2 separate regions of the Homo sapiens genome follow, and region 2 is linked to region 1. A link is an interaction called in ENCODE POLR2A ChIA-PET data of the cell type or tissue named here. Cell type or tissue: GM12878. All regions are shown on one strand. Links, peaks and the distances in the headings refer to the core of each region. The heading gives the core; the rest is flanking DNA.

What was found. Peaks named below come from ENCODE experiments on the same cell type or tissue, not always from the same donor. Only the 100,000 strongest peaks of a DNase experiment are listed, where the experiment ranks them.
Region 2: POLR2A ChIA-PET joins it to region 1 with 6 read pairs; 2 of 35 experiments call an interaction of 5 or more read pairs at or near these places.

What each region holds. Positions count from the first base shown.
Region 1 is chr3:15,029,667-15,036,096 of GRCh38, forward strand. It overlaps NR2C2 (nuclear receptor subfamily 2 group C member 2), which reads left to right. Exons shown (of 14, transcript NM_001291694.2): 9 at 609-786; 10 at 2,713-2,834; 11 at 5,004-5,143. Among named protein-coding and RNA genes, the nearest start is that of MRPS25, 32 kb to the right of the region's middle. In GM12878, for the core only: no CTCF peak of the experiment used is centred there; no DNase peak of the experiment used is centred there.
Region 2 is chr3:15,493,631-15,500,060 of GRCh38, forward strand. The region is part of intron 1 of COLQ (collagen like tail subunit of asymmetric acetylcholinesterase); the gene reads right to left. It overlaps MIR4270 (microRNA 4270), which reads right to left and starts at 2,678; the gene lies at 2,609-2,678. In GM12878, for the core only: no CTCF peak of the experiment used is centred there; a DNase peak (open chromatin) is centred at 3,346.

The DNA of each region.
Region 1 (6,430 bases), core at 1,229-5,228:
AATTGGGCCTAGGTGCAGTGGCTCACAGCTATAATCCCAGCACTTAGAGAAGCTGAGACAAGAGGATCACTTGATCCCAGGGGTTTGAGACCAGCTGAGACCCATCTCTGAAAAAGTAAATAAATAATAGATAGATAGATAGATAGATAGATAGATAGATAGATAGATAGATAGATATAGATAGACCCCATCTCTGAAAGAGAGAAAGAAAAAGAGAAAGAGACAAAGAGAAAAGGAAGGAAGGAAGGAAGGAAAGAGAGAAAAGGAAGGAAAAGAGAGAAAGAAAAGAAAAGAAAGAAATTGTCCATGAAGTTAGATAATACATAGCTCAGTGCCTAAGATGATGTGTAGATAATACATACAAGTTTTCATTGTTTGCCGGATGCAGTGGCTCACGTGTGTAATCCCAGCACTTTGAGAGGCCAAGGCAGGTAGATCACCTGCAGTCAATAGTTTGAGACCAGCCTGGCCAACATAGTGAAACCCCATCTCTACGGTAGAATTTAATTATCTTTTCCCACTGTAGTTTTTCTAAATCATAGCTAGAATTCTGTTCCCCCTAAAAGCTGTAGATTCACAACAATTACATGCTTCATTTTTGCTCACAGGGCATTTGATACCTTAGCTAAAGCACTTAATACCACAGACAGCTCCTCTTCTCCAAGCTTGGCAGATGGGATAGACACCAGTGGAGGAGGGAGCATCCACGTCATCAGCAGAGACCAGTCGACACCCATCATTGAGGTTGAAGGCCCCCTCCTTTCAGACACACACGTCACATTTAAGGTGAGTGAATTCAGCCTAACCATGTGCCCCCAACCTGCTGGGGGATAGGTTCTGTACCAAAGCCGATCTGCAGTTTTAAAAATCAAACCTTGGGGCCAGGCATAGTGGCTCATGCCTGTAATCTTAGCACTTCGGGAGGCCAAGGCACGTGGATCACTTCAGCTCAGGAGTTCAAGACCAGCCTGGCCAACATGGTGAAATCCCATCTCTCCTAAAAATACAAAAATTAGTCGGGCATGGAGGCGCATGCCTGTAGTCTCACCTACTCAGGAGGCTGAGGCATGAGAATCACTTGAACCTGGGAGGCAGAGGTTGCAGTGAGCCAAGATCATGCCACTGCACTCCAGCCTGGGCAACGAGTGAAACTCCACCTCAAAAATAAATAAATAAATAAAAATTAAACCTTGGAGTGAGCTCATCTTCAATCTGGTATTTAACATTATGACTTCAAACTGGATCTTGTATTCCAGAATGATAGTCCCATTATGAAGCATCTTCACTTGTCTTTTGCTCACAGTGCCATTTGGTTCTGAAGGTAACCATGAAGCAGGCGTGGCCCATCATTACTAAGACAGGCTGACATAGTGGTAACTGCTGAGGGCTGAATGCTCTGCCTCTGCCTCTCTGTGACTGCCTGGCTGCCCCATGGGCTCAGGCAGGCACTTTTGTCTCTTCTCTGTGTCATAGAAACCCTCATATAAAATCTACAACAAGCAGGCAGCCAGCCATTGATCCTGACTGCTCTGCCCTCTAGAGCCACAGAAAGTAGATCCCTTGAAGAGTGCTGTTAAGGCCTCATGGGTGTTCCCCGTGCTGTCATTCACTGGTCTCACTTTTTCTACAGGACACTCAGAGGGTACCTGAAGCCCTCTCAGTCTCTAGGTCTCCAGACTGCTGAGTCCTCCTTTTCCCCCAGTATTTTTTTTTTTTTTAAACAAATACATAGGCTGAAGCGTAGTGATGTGATTGTGGCTCACTGTAACCTCAAACTCCTGGTCTTGAACTCCTGGGCTCAGGTGATCCTCCTGCCTCAGCCTCCCAAGTAGCTAGGACTATAGGCATGCACCACCATGCCCATCTAATTTTTATTTTTATTTTTTGTAGAGATGGTGTCCTTGATATGTTGCCCAAGCTGGTCTCAAACACTTGGCCTCAAGCAATCCTCCCACCTCAGCCTCCCAAAGTGCTCCTGTCACATGAGCTGCTTAGCTCTTACTTACTGCTACCTTAAGACCATCTCCCAAAATGCCTGCTAGTCCATGAAGTTGGCCCCTGTTACCCAGATTTTTTTTTTTTGAGACTGAGTCTCACTGTCACCCATACTGGAGTGCAGTGGTACAATCTTGGTTCACCACAACCTCCACCTCCTGGGTTCAAGCAATTCTCCTGCCTCAGCCTCCGAAGTAGCTGGAACTACAGGTGCATGCCACCACACCTGGCTAATTTTTGTATTTTTAATAGAGACAGGGTTTCATTATGTTGCCCAGGCTGGTCTCGAACTCCTGACATCAGGTGATCTGCCTGCCTCAGCCTCCCAAAGTGCTGGGATTACAGGCATGAGCCACCCGCACCTGGCCCCTGTTCCCCAGATTTAATTTAGACCTTAACCTATGGCTCAAAATGGAATTGCCATAGAACAAATAACAGTTTAGCTGAGGCAAGACTTGAGGAGTATGTTTTTGTGGGGGTGGGCTGGGAAGATCCCCTTAGGCTTATGGACCACATTCCAAGGCCCATTAGACCCTAGTTCACTGAGCAAGAAAACATGGGGAGTCCGTGCAAGCCCCCCGACTGCATGGGACTTCAGAATCAGACAGCAACTCTAGATGCCACTGCTATTGAAGCATGACAGGGATACATGTTGACAGACAAAGCCATCCCCTGTCCTTCCTTCACCTCCTGTGCCATGTGCCTCCTCTTTTCCAGCTAACAATGCCCAGTCCAATGCCAGAGTACCTCAACGTGCACTACATCTGTGAGTCTGCATCCCGTCTGCTTTTCCTCTCAATGCACTGGGCTCGGTCAATCCCAGCCTTTCAGGCACTTGGGTAAGTGGCCTCTTGCTGTGCATGTATCCTCGGGCAGGAGCCTTCCTCTCCCTAGGAATGACCTGGAAGAACTCTGAGGGCCTGTCTAGTTTGACTGTTTCTATGACCTCATTCAAAGGACCCTGAGTTTTTTATTAAATATAGTTAGTGGACTGGTAGCAGGATTACCAGTTGCCAGTTCTGCAATGTTCCTCTAAACTTTATGGAGCCTCCTAGATACACCAAGGATTTGGTGCTAGGAGCTGGGGATGGAGAAGAATGTAGAAGGCAAGGGTAGTCCCCAGCACTGTGCTATGCACAGTGTGACTCAACAAACTGAAGCCAGGCCGGGAACTGTGCCTAGGCCTTAATAAGGTGAATGTGAATCAGCTGTTTCCTCAAACATGGATTTACAATCTCACACAAGCCACAGTGCCAATTGGCACATTGAGTAGTACAGAACCTGGTGTCATCTCTACAGGAAACCCCCCCCCCTTTTCTTGCTTTCTTGAGTACCACTTGTGTATGTTTCTCCTCTAAATACCAGCATCGGCTCTGCCAGTGTGCCAAGTGCTGTGCAGCTGGTGCAGCTGCCACCGTGCCATCAGGTGGCTGGCAGTCTGGTTGAAAGATAAGTAACCATATAAAAATGGAAATACAATGAGAGTCATTGCATATTGCAGAGTAACCATCCTTAGGTAATATGTGGAAAACACTAGAATGGAGGGCAGGGTTGTCTAGTAGTTGACACTATTGTCTTTGGGGCAAACAGACCTGGTTGTCGGGCCATAAGAATAGTGCTTGTCAGCTGTGTGGCCTTGTGCAAGTCACTTTACCTCTCTGAGCCTCCAGTTTCTCATTGTAGAATCCTCGCGTGGGTTTCAGATCTATAAAGCTCTTAACCCAGTGCCTGGCATGCAAGGGACTCAGCAGAAGGCAGTGTGGTTCTGTGGGTCAGGTGGTGTGGGATGTGTCCTGAGTAGTTGTTAGAATGGTCACCTCCCTCCATGATTAAAGGAAAGGCAGTCAGAATTGTCCCATTCTCCAGGGAGAATTAGACAGGTAGTGACTGCTAAACAAGTATTAGGAGTTTCATTGTTAGCTCTTTGGGAGAATGGCCTACCCCTTGCTACTATCTGGTAGGTGGTGTAACCTCAGGCTTTTTTTTTTTTTTTTTTTTTTTTTAAATAACACCACAGTCCACAGTTAATAGTACTGATAGGTACCTGAGATTTTTTAAATGAGGTTAAAACATTGTTACCCACTGCCCTGAGTGTACTTTTTCTAGTTGGGTAATTTGGAACCTCCTCCACAGAGTTTCTCAGTCCGGGCTAGATAAAATGTGCTACCACATTTAAAGTGGTTTCATTTACATTTCATGTACTGTTTTTCATAAGTTAGTGTTCAGGGCAGTGATCATAGTAAAATACTAGATGTGCATCTGGGGCATTTGGGAATGACCCAGTGCAGTAGCCCTGGTTCTCACTGCCTTCCTGTGGCTGGGCCACACTTAAGGCAACTGGAAGAAACAGCTTTGTCAAGACAGCCCAGTTTCTCCGGCCTCCTGAAATCTTGAGACAGGTGAGGGAATGCAATTTAGGGGTTTCTGAGAATAAGGATGTATTGTTTTGTGATGTGCCAACTTTGCTGACTAACTGAGTAGAAGTTAGCCAGGGCAAGGCTGGAAGCGGCCTTAGCTGGACCCTCATCCTCCCTGCTTCAGTCTCGGATCCAGCACAAAGCCTGCCTCCTGCCCTGCAGGGTTGCAGGGCATGTTTCTGCCCTTCAGAATCTGTACTCATCTCCGTCTTTTGGTCCCCGTAGCCTCTCATGACCTTGGCTGCAGGACCTAAGTAACTGATACCATCTCTTGGGACAGTCAGTCCAGGATGCTGAGGCTTTTGAAGGCTGTAGGTAATGATGGTTTGGCCATACCTATTAACATTTTTTTATTATTTAAAGAATGTTTTTTAAGAGAATAGTTGATCATTAGAAGGATTTTAGTTAAAACATTCATAGACTTATTCATAGACTTCATCCTTTTCTTGAAGAATGATCCTGGATAGCACTTCAATAAACACTTGCTGAATTCACCTGTTTGGGAAATGCTGGGACTTAGTGCCTGGATGCCCCACAACCTTGGAGAAATGCCAACACACACCACACTCAGACTCCTTTCTATATTCCTAGGCAGGACTGCAACACCAGCCTTGTGCGGGCCTGCTGGAATGAGCTCTTCACCCTCGGCCTGGCCCAGTGTGCCCAGGTCATGAGTCTCTCCACCATCCTGGCTGCCATTGTCAACCACCTGCAGAACAGCATCCAGGAAGGTAGGGCACAGGGACTTGGGGCTGGGGTGTGTCTTGGTTCAGCCTGGTGGCCATGGAGCAGAGCCCAGCCCCCTGGTTGGAGGCTCATGTCAAAGACACCTTTGTTGACCCAGGCTGGCAACATAGCAAATTGGATAGCCTCAGTTTCCCACAGCATCCATAGGCTGAGAGAAGTTTGACTGTTAAGGTATGGAGCCTTTGGGCTGGGCATGGTGGCTCACGCCTGTAATCCTAACACTTTGTTAGGCCAGGCAGGAGGATCACTTGAGCCCAGGAGTTTGAGACCAGTCTGGGCAACATAACGAGACCTTGTCTTTACAAAAAGTACAAGAAATTAGCCAGGCCTGGTGGCATCTGCCTGTAGTCCCAGATACTCAGGAGGCTGAGGCAGGAGGATTGCTTGAGCCCAGAGTTTGAGGCTGCAGTGAGCTGTGATCATTCCAGGTACTCCATCCTGGGTAATAGAGCAAGATCCCATCTCAATGAATGAATGAATGTTAGGAGGCTTATCAGTCAGAATATGTAAATTTCTGCCAGACTGCCCTCTTCATACGATTAATATGAAGAAAAAAATGGAAAAGGTCAACTTCTTGATAGGCATTTAGTGATGTTTTCAGAATAATCACAGCTGATATTTTCATCTTCATTGACAGGTTACTTTTCTCATGTATAATAGTTCACAGATCCTCACAACCCTATAAAGTAGGGACTATTACCTCATTTTTCCCTATGGAGGAACTGAGGCCCTGATAAGGTCCCTGGCTTGCCCCAGATGAAACAGTAAGTACAAAAACTAGGGCACAGGCTGGGTGCAGTGGCTCACTCCTGTAATCCCAGCACTTTGGGAGGCCAAGACGGGGGATCACTGGAGGTCAGGACAGTCCAGCTTGGCCAACATGGTGAAACCCCTTCTCTACTAAAAATACAAAACAGGAGGCTGGGTGCAGTGGCTCACGCCTATAATCCCAGCACTTTGGGAGGCCAAGGCGGGTGGACTGCCTGAGCTTGGGCGTTCGAAACCAGCCTGGGCAACATGGCGAAACCTCGTCTCTACTAAAAATACAAAAAATTAGCCAGGCGTGATGGTGGGCATCTGTAATCCCAGCTACTTGGGAAGCTGAGGCGGGAGAACCACTTGAACCTGGGAGGCGGAGGTTGCAGTGAGCCGAGATCACGCCACTGCACTGCAGCCTGGGCAACAGAGCGAGACTCTGTCTCCAAAAAACAAAAATTAGCCGGGCATGGTGGCGCATGCCTGTAATTCCAGCTACTCGGGAGGCTGAGGCA
Region 2 (6,430 bases), core at 1,206-5,205, 460 kb after region 1:
GCCCAGCCAGGTGACAGGTCATGGGGGCAGCTAAGCAGAGCCTGCCCTGGACCAGACTCAGACCCAGTCTTTAGCAGGATCTCAGGGTCTGTCACCAGCTCAACAGAGGCTGTGGGAGGAGTTTCTCCTGAGGAAGGCCAGGCAGACAGGCACTCCAAAATATGTCAAACAGGCTAGGCGTGGTGGCTCACGCCTGTAATCCCAACACTTTGGGAGGCTGAGGTGGGCAGATCACTTGAGGTCAGGAGTTCAAGACCAGCCTGACCAAATGGCGAAACCCCGTGTCTACTAAAAACACAAAAATTTGCTGGCCGTGGTGGCACATGCTTGTAATCCCAGCTACTTGGGAGGCTGAGGCAGGAGAATTGCTTGAACTTGGGAGGCAGAGGTTTCAGTGAGCCGAGATTGTGCCATTGCACTGAAGAGGAAGCTCTTATCTTAAAGGAATAGTGACTGTTGGGGTCAGGATGCAGGGAAAGCTGGAAAGTTAATTTGGGGCTAGATTGTGCTGTTTTGGATACCCCACAAAAGGGTTTAGGCTTTAATTGGAAAGTCGTAGGAAACCACGGCAGGTGCAGGGTAAAGGAGTGACAGGATCAAAATGGTGCTGGAGAACACTGTGTGCAAGGAAGGTGCAGGTGTGGGGAGGACAGGCTTGGAGAATGGGAGCATGCAGCAGGGCACGGGACAGGAAGGGAGGGACTGATGCAGAGAAACGGGGCCAACATGTTGCAGGAGGGAAGAAGCAGGAAGAATCAAGGGTGGTTTTGAAGTTGCAGGGTACCCAGGGCAACAGTGGTCAGAGTTTGAGAAAGAAAAGTCACAGCAGGCACTAGTTTATGGGTGTTAGACATTTATTCATTTGAGCACACTCTTTGCCAGGCACTGGGCCAGGCCTGTGGGAAGCAGAAAGTACCTAAATGGCATCTGTAGTTGGAAAGGCTTGCAGAGCTCAGAGGCCTTCTGCTTGTACCCCACTCCCTGCCCTCCCACAAGCAGCCTCCACTAGATGCCGTCTCCACCAGGAAGCTTTCCTTGACTTCCCAGGCAAGATTGAGTGGCCCTGCTGTTTTTCTCTGGGTTTACCCCTATGTTAGGTTTCCTCCATGGGGAAAAACTATTTCCTTGTATCCCTCTGACCAAACTGTGCTTTCTGGGAGAGCAGGAGCCAGCTTTTATCCCCAGGGTCTAGCACTGTATCTGGCATATGCTAGACACTCCACAAACGTTTGCTGAATTAATAATGACAAACACCACATGCAAGGCACCATTTAAGTGATTCACACATAGAAATTCACCTAATCCTCACAGCAACCCTAAGAGCTAGGTACTACTCTTGTTATCATCATCTCCATTTTACAGATCCATTAACTGAGGCAAAGAGGTTAAGCAATTTGTCCGAAGTCATATAGCTAGTAAGTGACAGAGCCAGGCAGTCTGGTTCCGGAGCCCTTCCTCTTGAGCTCTACACCATGACTGCATGTGGTAGAAATGAAGGTCTGGAGCTTCAAGTCCCATAACAACAACTTGGGGCTATAGCATCAGTGCCCTCCAAGCAAAGGCTTCAGGGAACCAAGCTGGGTTTATTGACTCACTGCAAAGAGGGAGAACACACACCGGAAGGAACCGTGGGGCATCTCAGTTAGAGGATGCTGGGAAGGACTGATCCTAGGGTTGGGGATTTTGCTAAGTGATGGAGGGGAGACTGAGGAAATGAAGTCTGGCTTCACTCTGAATTGGATGCCATCAGGAAGAAAGGGCCATTCTATAATTGAGTACCTTAATTCATATCTAGAAGAGAGTGGAGCAAGACCAAAGCTGTGATTGGTTTTTTAAACAGCAGCAATCACTCATATTAGCAAGGATAGGAGAATGTTTAGTTACTTTTGTGGTTGGATGATAGTCCTGTTTTCGTCTGTGTTCAGTTGTGATTATCAAGTGATTCTTACTTTCTTCTCAATCCATCAAGGTCACAGGGTGACCCTGTCTGAAGTTGGTGTTCTGTGACATCGCTTCTGTGTTGCAAAACACCATGCCGAGCTCTGAGAGTCAGGGCAGCTCCAGCTGTCACGGGCTACTTTTCTCAGTGGTAAAATAATATGGATACATTGTTCCCGAACTTGACATTAATGCCAATGTATTCCTCCTCAAGCTTCTCCAAGTTTCCTAGAGTGTTGAGTCGCTAGGAGTGGGCAGCTTCAGTTGTAGGGTGGAGGAGGCTGGCAGGTTCACACCAATCCCGGAACGTTTTTAAGGTCCCCTGGCTACAGTTTCTCCTTTGCTTCTCTTTTGCCTCAGCACACAGCTAAGGGCTGAGGCTGCAGTGTTCCAAAAGCACCTGGGAGGCTGGCAGGCCCACACTGCTAATATGCACTCATCACCATTATTTTTCCAGACCATATATGGCCTCCAGTGCCTTCCTTCACCCAGCACCCTGTGTGGCCTTCCACTGATGAAGGACCTTGTATCATTTAAAGCAATCACTTCTCTCCTTTCTTCCTGGAAATTGGAGACCTCTTCAGTGACCACAAATTATCAGCTGCATTTCTGGCTGAGGCTTCTGCATTGTTCGGCTCCCCCACCCCATCCCCCTCACCCTTTCCCCCTTGACCCACTTTCTTCCCAGCAGGGGAAGGCCATCTATTTCTGCCCTCCCCTGACTCCCTGAAGCTATTTGTTTTTAGGAGCCTAGTTTATTTACAGCTCATTCCTGTTCAGAATATTTCCATCAGGTGGACGTGTTTGGGAGCAGCTTCCCCCTCCCTCCTCCCTCCCAGTCAACTAAGCCAGGACTTCACATGTCTATTTTGGTGTCATCCGAGTGGCCTGTGGGTCTTTCTCATGGACTGTCTCTATAGAATTGTGTCTGAGCTCAGGCTCCAGTCTGGAAAAGCCCCGGAAGGCTCTGTTGTATTGAAAGCAATCCTGTGCGTATCTCCGTGGAGCCTGCAGAAACCTGGGAGCAGCACGTGGCTCAGCACCAGGCAGCTGCCTTGGAAATGCCAACCATCACGGAACTTCAGGACCGCATGTCCCAACTTAAAGACATCAAGCTCATGTTGTATGTGGCCAGTGCATTGCCAAATTATGGGTAATTGTTTAATGCAGGCTTTGGCAAGTGTTTGAAGCTTTTGTTGTCGATGATGCTGGTTTTGCCCTTTGGACTCAATACCCATTCTTGAAAAGGAGACTTTCTCTTGTTTCATTTCAAGAAACTGAGGCACATCTTTGGAAAGCGATTTTCTCCAATTTACTCTTGGAAAGACATGGATTTGATTAAAGAGTGTTAAGTCTAGGTGCAAGTGGCCATGTGAGCCAGTACAACTCACTTACTCAATCTGAAACTTAGTTTCCTCATCTGTACCACAAAGAGTTTTGCCCAAATCATCTCCAAAGTCCTTTTGCCTTTTTTTTTTTTTTTTTTTTTTTTTGAGACGAAGTCTCACTCTATTGCCCAGGCTGGAGTGCAGTGGTGGGTTCTCAGCCCACTGCAACCTCCGCCTCCAGGGTTCAAGCCACTCTCATGCCTCAGTCTCCTGAGCAGCTGGGATTACAGGCGAGTGCCACCATGCCTGGCTAATTTTTGTATTTTTACTAGAGATGGGGTTTTGTCATGTTGGCCAGGCTGGTCTTGAACTCCTGACCTCAGGTGATCCGCCCACCTCAGCCTCTCAAAGTGTTGGGATTACAGGCATGAGCCACTGCACCTGGCCTCCTTTAGTCCCTTTTTAAAATAAGTATGACACCAGAACCACCACTGTATCCATCTTCATCTACCCTCTTGCAAGGCCAGCCCCACAATAGGTTACTGGAAATAGCCATTTCCATTTCTGCCTTCTGTTTTTCCATCAAGTAGCCTTCCCTCCCACCCCCTCAATCCAACAAATGTGTCATTAGAAACTGTCAAAGGAAAGAAGTGACATAAGCATCCTGCCTCAGCAGGTTGAGAGAATTACAAGTGCAGCCATTTAACTGTTCTGCACCTGCCTGTCCAGTTGGTGGACTAGTCAGCTTTTTACTTCCTCCTCCTCTTTTGGGGCCTTTCCCTGCCTGTGGGAACTTGCATGAGAGAGACAGACCCCAAAGAAGAGAGAAAGCCAAGGGCACACGCTGTATGGCAGCTCAGAGTGCTTTGACTTTATTGTAGTGAGTTGGGTCTCAGCTACAGTAAAGTTCTTACATTAACTGAATGCAATTTGCCCAAAATTCCCCCCAATTCACATGTTCCAGAGAAGGCTGCACCCTACAATTTTCCTTCAATCCCCACAACAAACCTTGAAAGACAAATTCTGATCCTAAAAGTTGCACGTAATTTGAACTTCTCTGAAAGAACATGGTAGAGTTTGCCTTCTGCTGTATGTCCCTGAGCAGGCAAGGATACAACCTACAAAGAACAATTTGTGGTTTGGTGGCTGTGCCTCTGAGCCAAATTACCCAAGGCAGTCCACTCAAGAGTGATGGAGACTGTCTCAGCCACCCAACGCCAGCGGGGGCCCAGACTACAGAACACGATTTTACTTCAAAGCCAAGGTACCAGCTGCCAGCCAAGGTACCAGCTGCCAGCACAAGGTACTTGTGTCAGTCAAGGTCACAAGAGGGACACAGACAAGTGCACACACCCGTTAGCATGTATGCCAGGTCCCCACCAACTCTACTGTGAAACCCCTTTGCATTGCAACTTCAACACTGGCTGAGCAGTTTAAAATTTAAAGGCTTTCACAATGAGAAACAGCCCTGTGAAAGAAAAACTTAAAAAGAAAAAAAATTTAAAGGCTGCTAAAACCTCCTAGTACAGTCTGCTTTCCAAGAGTCTTTTTTCCAAAACAATGCATGTGCATCCACACACACACACACACGTGCACACACGCACACACAACTCACCCAAGCAGCCTGCCGAGTAACAGAGCAGTCCTGAAATGATGAGCAGATGAGCGAGGCTGAATGATGAGCCCGTCATTGTGAGGCAGGGCCCAAAGCGGACTGGCCAGGGAACACTAGCCGGAGACAGGCTGAGATTCGTCACGCCTCTGAGTGCTCCCAGTGCCTGGCCTGTTTGGCATTAGGGGTGGGAGTTGGCCAATCCCTGCTTTGATGTTGCTTCTGCTCCAGATGCCAGGGGTCTGGAGCCAGTCCTGAGCTCCTGGGAGTAGCAATGGGTAGGCAGCCCTGCTCCAGCTGCCCATGAACACTGCTGTAGGGGAGGCTTGGAGGACAAGAGTGCCTTCAGCCCAGGGGAGGATATGAGGTTGGGAGCCCAGGGATACTTATCCCCCTGCAAGCCAAGAGGAAATTGAGAGCAATCAAACAGGCTGCTTTTCATTTGGCTCAAAAACCGACTTGACTCAAAATACCACAGCAGTATTGACTGCTCTGGTAAGCCTCAAAGTCAACCCCCCACCGAGACCGTCCAAGGGGAGCCTGCCCTCCTCTGCTTCAGGGAAGACCTTCATGGCCAGGGGTCTCAGCTCTAATCCTGTCTGGGCCAAAGTGTTGCTGACAAAGCTAAACGTAACTAAAACAACAACAACGAAACCACAAACAAACAAAATATATAGATTTCCAAAGGGCATGTAGGCAAGTCTTTTTGGATGAAGCGGCATATACCAGTTACATGCTTAAATCTATCTGGTACTTTATAGGCACACCCAGTGCACAAGCATGGACACACACAATATTTTAGATTATAAAAGACAAGATTATTATTATACTACTTAGCAATAAGCACTGTTGTTTTGATCAGCTTAGTAAAGACCATAAGCTATAGCAGGAGTCAGCAAACTTTTGCTATAAAGGTCAACATAGTAAATATTTAGGCTTTGTGGGTCACATGGTCTCCGTTACAACCTCACTTTGCCATTGTACAGGACAGCAGCCATAGACAATACATGAAGGAATGAGATTGGTCATGTTTTGTAAAAGTTTACACAAATATAGGAGGCAGGCTGGATTCGGCCCACAGGCTGTAGTTTGCCAAGCCCTGCACTATAACCTTCAAAAGAAAGGACACTTATGTTCATTCATTCATTTACTGTTTTATTCATTCAGAAACACAGTAAGTACCAAATTGTGCAAGACATAATGACTAGACACAGTTCCCGCCCTTGGAATGTGTCGTTCAGTGTCACGGGAAGAGTACTGGCCCTGGAGTCATCCAAGTTGGGCTTAAGTCCTGGTTTTGCCACTTAGTAGCTGTGTGACCTTGAGGAAGTTATTCATTCTTTCGGAGTCTAAGCTTTCTTACTTATAAAGTGGGCGTGCAAAGCCGACTTTGATAGTTTGCTGTGAGGATTAGAGCTACAGCTTTTGGAATTCCTGGCACCGAATAAGGGCTCTCTTATTGACATATTCTTGGATAACTGTTGTATAAGGTAAAAAAAGAAGAGTGGCTAACATAGGGCAGGGATGCCTGAAGGGATTTATAGAAGGAAGA